2 separate regions of the Homo sapiens genome follow, and region 1 is linked to region 2. Evidence: read pairs that join two places in POLR2A ChIA-PET (ENCODE). Cell type or tissue: Panc1. All regions are shown on one strand. Each heading gives the region's core, and the rest is flanking DNA. Links, peaks and the distances in the headings are about the cores only.

Region 1 (3,126 bases), core at 308-2,807, 120 kb before region 2:
GAAACTACCAGAATGAGAGCTCACTCATTACCACGGGGTGGGTACCAAACCATTCATAAGGAATCAGCCCCTATAATTCAAACATCTTCCACCAGACCCCACCTCCAACACTGGGGATCACATTTCAATATGAGATTTGGAGAGGACAGGCATCCAAACTACATCACTATGCAACATAACATACTCATAGGCTCTGGGGACTTATGGATTCTTTTTTATTCATAGCTCCATTTTTCATACTGTCTTATCATTGCGTTGTGTCAAACTCTTCTAGGACTAACATTTCCAAATCTTGTGATATTCTTGTACGTAATACATGTTGTGCAATAAAAGTATATCTGGCCTGAAAGCAATAGTGATGATTTTTATTTTATTATTCATAAGTTATATAAGAAACACAGAACTCAAACTTTCAAGTGATATACTAAATATGTGGTAGAAAATAAATATCCATAGGACATTTTCCCCAGTCTTCCTAACAGTGACAAGATAGCAGCTGGAAGATTATGAGAAAGCAATAAATATTAAACACCAATGGAAACAGTGGCTGCCTAAAGGCACCCAGAGCACACGGTCGATCTTTACTAATGATTCTTCCCCAGACCTAAAGTTCTCTATTGGCACTACCCCTATAAAGCTTTAATGAGCTCTATTCCACTCCGATCTGGGAAGGGAGAAGTAAGAAAGGGAAGCAGAAATGTAGGTGTCATAAATATGAACAAAGACCCTGGAGTATGAGAAGGCAGCCTCAGCCACCCACCCAACCATCTCTAGTGCAAGAGGCCAATTCACACAGGGGCCACAGCCCAGGCTGCCAGGCTGACCTGTGCTAAAAGAGGCGTTCCCTGAAGGCTGCTGAATGGTCCCAGCTGGCCACAGCCTGAAACACTTCTTAATCTATCTGTCTCTAAGTAGAAAAGTCAAATAAAGTCATTAACATCTCTGCAATCTCTACAAGATTGATCGGCAGATTAGCAGAGGATCCAAGAGAATGGGACCCCAGCCTAGCAAAGAAGCAGGCAAAGTTCCCCAAAGGTATGTTGTAGGTAACCCTAGGCAGGGTAAAGGAACTGTGCACCAAAAGCATTTAAATAACTTCCTGGAACCCCCCACATCCTCATTTGCAGATACATAAAATTGGCATTAATGACCTATCACATGAAAATTGCTTCTACTTTCTGAATATGAATTAAGCATCAGACCTGGCACTAGGTACATGATAAGTATTATCACTAGTTCACTGGGTTCCTTTCAGCACCTACAATGAACAGAGAGGGCCAATTGCGGTGGCTCACGCCTGTAATCCCAGCACTTTGGGAGGGCAAGGCAGGCTGATCACCTGAGGTCAGGAGTTCAAGACCAGCCTGGCCAACATGGTGAAACCCTGTCTCTACTAAAAATACAAAAAATTAGCCAGGCATGGTGGTGGGCGCCTGTAGTCCCAGCTACTTGGGAGGCTGAGGCATGAGAATCGCTTGAACCCGGGGGGTAGAGGTTGCAGTGAGCTGAGATAGCGCCACTGCATTGCAGCCTGGGCGACAAAGTGAGACTCTGTCTCAATAACAACAACGACAACAAAACACACACACACACACACACACACACACACACACACACACACAGAGGGATCTGAAGCCAGAGAAGTTCAGTTACTTACCTAAGGGCACACAGCTGATACATTTCAGGGCTGGGATTCAAATTCAAGACTTCTGACTCCAGAGCCCTACCGTTCAACCAGGAAGTACCTTATACAGTCTTTTCCACAGATGGTTTCTTCCTCAGTGGGGGAGTGATTCAAATCATCAGCTCATCTTGTCCTACGACAAGTGGCTTTTTCTAGGTTTATTTGGGACAAATGCATAAACTAAAAGCTATGCAAGAATATCAGCAAGGGAAATAATGAATGAGAGCTAGGTATATTGCTCCATTCTGGATCTCCAGAAAGGGTTAACTTTTGGCAATTTAGCTGAAATGTGGGAGAACAGATGTGTAATACTTTATATCAACAAATACTTATTTAGTGACATCGCCAGAAACAAAGATGGCTTCTGGTATTTCACACCTAGCCTTCGGGAAGGCCTGTTAGACTTGATTTTCCTCTCTGCCTTGGAGAGACACGAAGTTGCTAAGCTACCATGGGGAAGGCAACTTCTGCTGTAATTGCTTTCCCAGTTTTGGTGCTGCCCTAGAATCTTTGGTTCTCCACGTTTGCTGAGTCATCTTCACACTGGCACCTAGAACAATGACAACGAACTGTAAAAGCATGTCACTGGGTACGTCATGACCATCCACCAAAGTCTAATTAGCTGGTGCTTTCACATGGGAGAGTACTTACTGTCTATAGCCACTGTGTTCTTGTAAAAACAGGCTAGAATTACTCCCTCGCTCTTTCTGAAAGAAACAGGGAGAGGGTTAGGGTTATTGTGTTGAAAGAGAACAGGACAATTACGGCCACAAAATCAAATCACAAGCAAAACCTCGTTGATACAACTCTATTTGGGGTTTTTTGTTTGCTTTTTAAACTTTTTATTTTAAATATTATTATGTAGTGGTTTTGAGTTTTTAAATTTAATTAATTAATTAATTTATTTATTTTGAGACAGGGTCTCACTCTGTTGCCCAGGCTGGAGTGCAATGGCATGATCTTGGCTCACTGCAACCTTCGCCTCCCAGGTTCAACCAATTCTCCGGCCTCAGCCTCCCCTGCAGCTGGGATTACAGGCATCTGCCACCATGCCCGGCTAATTTTTTGTATTTTTAATTGAGACAGAGTTTCACCATGTTGGCCAGGCTGGTCTTGAACCCCTGACCTCAAGTGATCCGCCCGCCTCGGCCTCTGAAGGTGCTGGCATTACAGGCGTGAGCCACCGCACCCAGCAGATCACCATGATAAGGATACAGAACAATTCCATCACTCCCTAAAAACTCCCTCCTGTTCTCCCTTCATACTCACCTGGCCCTAGCTTCCGAAAACCACTAACCTGTTCTTTCTTCCTATAGTTTTGTCTTTGAGAATGTCATGTGAACGGAGTCTGACAGCCTCTAATCTTGAACACTGGCTTCTTTCAGTTAGCATAATGCCTTTCTGATTTATCCAAGTTGTTGCAGGTATCAATACTTCCCTTT
Region 2 (3,126 bases), core at 261-2,760:
GCTTGACAAATGAGCTTAGCTGATGCCTTGGCTTTCTTAAAAACCTTGAAGTAGGCTGGTTGTGGTGGCTCACACCTGTAATCCCAGCACTTTGGGAAGCCAAGGTGGGCGAATCACTCAAGCCCAGGAGTTTAAGACCAGCTTGGGCAACATGGGAAGAGCCCGTCTCTACCAAAAAAATACAAAAAATTAGCCAGGCATGTGGCGTGTGCCTGTAGTTCCAGCTACTTGGGAGGCTGAGGTGAGAGTATTGCTTGAGCCCAGGAGGTCCAGGCTGCAACGAGCTGGCATTGCACCATTGTACTCCAGTGTGAGCAACAGAGCAAGACCCTGTCTCATAAATAAATAACCCAAAGCTTTAGATATGTAAATAAAATGTGTTTCATATTGCTTAGGAAAGGTATAGTTGGCTGGATGAAAATGTGTCTTGCTGCTAATGTTTCATATATCATTTTTTCTATTAATTTGAATAACCTTTATTGTTTCATACACCAATTTTTCTTTATTTTTTAACTTTAAAACATTTTCTGTTGTCTATAGCTTTATGTTCCTTATAAGTAATTTCTTCTATGAGAAACCTGTTTCTCTTTTTAAAAAACCTGTTTTGTTTTCTTTTTTTTAAAGGCTGTTTTTAAAAATCAGTTATATATATGCACATGGTTTAAAAGTCTTGGTCTGCGTATCCTAACAAAAACTAGGGGTGCCCTGCATGTTTCTTTCTCTTGTTTTGTATTTCTAGAGGTAACCACTTCAAACTCTTCTTAGTTGCTTCTTTTGCTGATTACCTCCTTAGCTATGAATTGCTTGGTTATATTGCAACTTCAAATTTTTTTTCAGTGTTAGGCTTTTCTTGTTTTCTTTTGGAAACAGGGTCTTGCTCTGTCACCCAGTGCAGTGGCTGAGTCATGGCTCGCTGCAGTCTCCCCAGGCTCAGGTGATCCTCTCACCTCAGACTCCCAAGTAGCTGGGACTACAGGTATGTGCCACCACTTCCAGCTAATTTTTGTATTTTTCGTAGAAACAGGGTTTTGCCATGTTGCCCAGGCTGGTCTTGAACTCCTGGGCTCGAGCAATTCACCCATCTTGCCCTCCCAAAGCGCTGGGATTATAGGAATGAGCCACTGTGCCCAGCCCTGTGTTAGGCGTTGTCTGTCGAATTCCAACTATGGAAGAGGAAGATTGTCTTTTTTATCCTTCTTCTGTCATCACAGACAGGACCTTTCTATTCCCTTTTCATCTCATTTGTTACATTATAATTTCAAGTAGGTTGAAATTCAGTGCTTATGTTTTTGTGACCACAAATTTTGTTCATATCTGAGCCATGTAGTTAACCATGAAATCTTTTCCCTTCCTATAAGTAACTTTGTTTTCCAAGAAGTCATTAATAAACTGTTTGCTTAGTGCTAAAATAATTACCATTCATTCACCTCCAAACTCTCTTCAGTAGTTATATAAATCTCTTCTCAGGATATTCAGATGTATAGGGTTTATTCATCAGTTTAATTTTCTGAAGTGTCTTTTACATCCCAATCTGAACTTGCTTCTGTCGGTTCCCAGTATAGAGTTGCCATATTCCTTTACTATCATTCTAGGGATTCCCTTTCCCTCTCTCTTGTGTTGGATCTCTTTTTCGTATATCCTATGTCTTTTTCACTCCATTTACATGATCTAAATGAAAAGATTTTGTATTAGTATGTGTCACTTTGATAACATTAAATCTCTTTTCATTGTATGCGCAGCCTGTAAATAATTTAGAACTAATCTTAAAAACTGGAAAAAGGCAGGGCGTGGTGGCTCACACCTATAATCCCAGCACTTTGGGAGGCTGAGGCAGGCGGATCACCTGAGGTCAGGAGTTCGAGATCAGCCTGGCCAACATGGTGAAACCCCGTCTCTACTAAAAACACAAAAATTAGCCGGGCGTGGTGGCGGACGCTTGTAATCCCAGCTACTCGGGAGGCTGAGGTAGGAGAATTGCTTGAACCCAGGAGGCAGAGGTTGCAGTGAGCCAAGATTGCGCCACTGCACTCCAGCCTGGGTGTCAGATCGAGACTCGGTCTCAAAAAAAAAAAAAAAAGAAAAAAAAAAAGAAAAAATTGACACATGCCTAATAATTATCAATACAGTTATAGACTCAGTTTAATAAATAAAGGAATAATGTCTCTCAACTAGGACAACCTAATGATAAAAATGAATGGCTGAGGAGATATACAATACTTGTTTGTTTTTCACTAATTAGAGCTAGATTTTGATTATTTATTTAGAGACAGAGTCTCTCTCTGTCACCCAGGCTGGAGTGCAGTGGTGTGATCATAACTCAGTGTAACCTCGAATTCCTAGGGTCAAGCAATCCTTTTTCCTCAGCCCTCTCAAGTAGCTGGAACTACAGGTGTGTGCCACCATGCCTAGCTAGTTTTTAAATTTTTTGTAGAGACAGGGTCTCGCTATGTTGCCCAGGCTGGTGTCAAACTCTGGGTCTCAAGCAATGGTCCTGCCTTGGCCTCCCAAAGCACTGGGATTATAGGTGTGAGTCACCATGCCCAGCTTCAAGTTGTTTTTTGTTTTTGTTTAAGTTAGTTTTTTAAAAAGTATGTTTTTCTTGAGTGCCAGCTGTTTGGAAATAGTAAGTTTATTTTGACTATGGTATATCATCGTTTGAATATATAGCTGATGTTTGTTATTCAAAGTAGATGTGCCAAAAAGTTCTTGAGAGCGCTGAATTAGTGAACACTGAGCTAGCTATTGCTCCTAGGGGAAATACAGTATTAGGTTTCTTTGAGCCTCTGGTAACATTTTTGTTATCCCATTAACATATACCCTTGTTTCATGTGTGTTTCTTTTTAAAGGCACTGCATTTAGTATATCATTTTAGTATATTCATTTATATTCAATAGCACTAGAACACATGTCTGAACAAAGCTATCTAACTTGCTTTTTCTCTGTAAGACACATCACAGCCTCCTTGTGTTTACTAGCCAGCACTTGAGCAGTATGCTTGGGGGCCATTTTAAATAATGAAATCACTAACAAAAATATGAAAACCGTGCCACTAAATAGAACTGTGAAAAGGACACTTGTTTATAGTATGAGAGCTGAAACTAGATAGCAGAGTATCATCTTGTTCAA

The links. ChIA-PET counts read pairs that join two places held together with the same protein. Peaks named below come from ENCODE experiments on the same cell type or tissue, not always from the same donor. Only the 100,000 strongest peaks of a DNase experiment are listed, where the experiment ranks them.
Region 1: POLR2A ChIA-PET joins it to region 2 with 13 read pairs; 3 of 35 experiments call an interaction of 5 or more read pairs at or near these places.

Annotation. Positions count from the first base shown.
Region 1 is chr2:113,829,195-113,832,320 of GRCh38, forward strand. ACTR3-AS1 (ACTR3 antisense RNA 1) reads right to left here. Exons shown (of 5, transcript NR_110174.1): 4 at 2,336-2,391; 5 at 1,989-2,234. Among named protein-coding and RNA genes, the nearest start is that of ACTR3, 59 kb to the right of the region's middle. RefSeq lists an enhancer at 1,582-2,781. In Panc1, for the core only: no CTCF peak of the experiment used is centred there; no DNase peak of the experiment used is centred there; H3K27ac peaks cover 352 bases.
Region 2 is chr2:113,947,317-113,950,442 of GRCh38, forward strand. The region is part of intron 8 of ACTR3 (actin related protein 3); the gene reads left to right. Among named protein-coding and RNA genes, the nearest start is that of LINC01191, 31 kb to the right of the region's middle. In Panc1, for the core only: no CTCF peak of the experiment used is centred there; no DNase peak of the experiment used is centred there.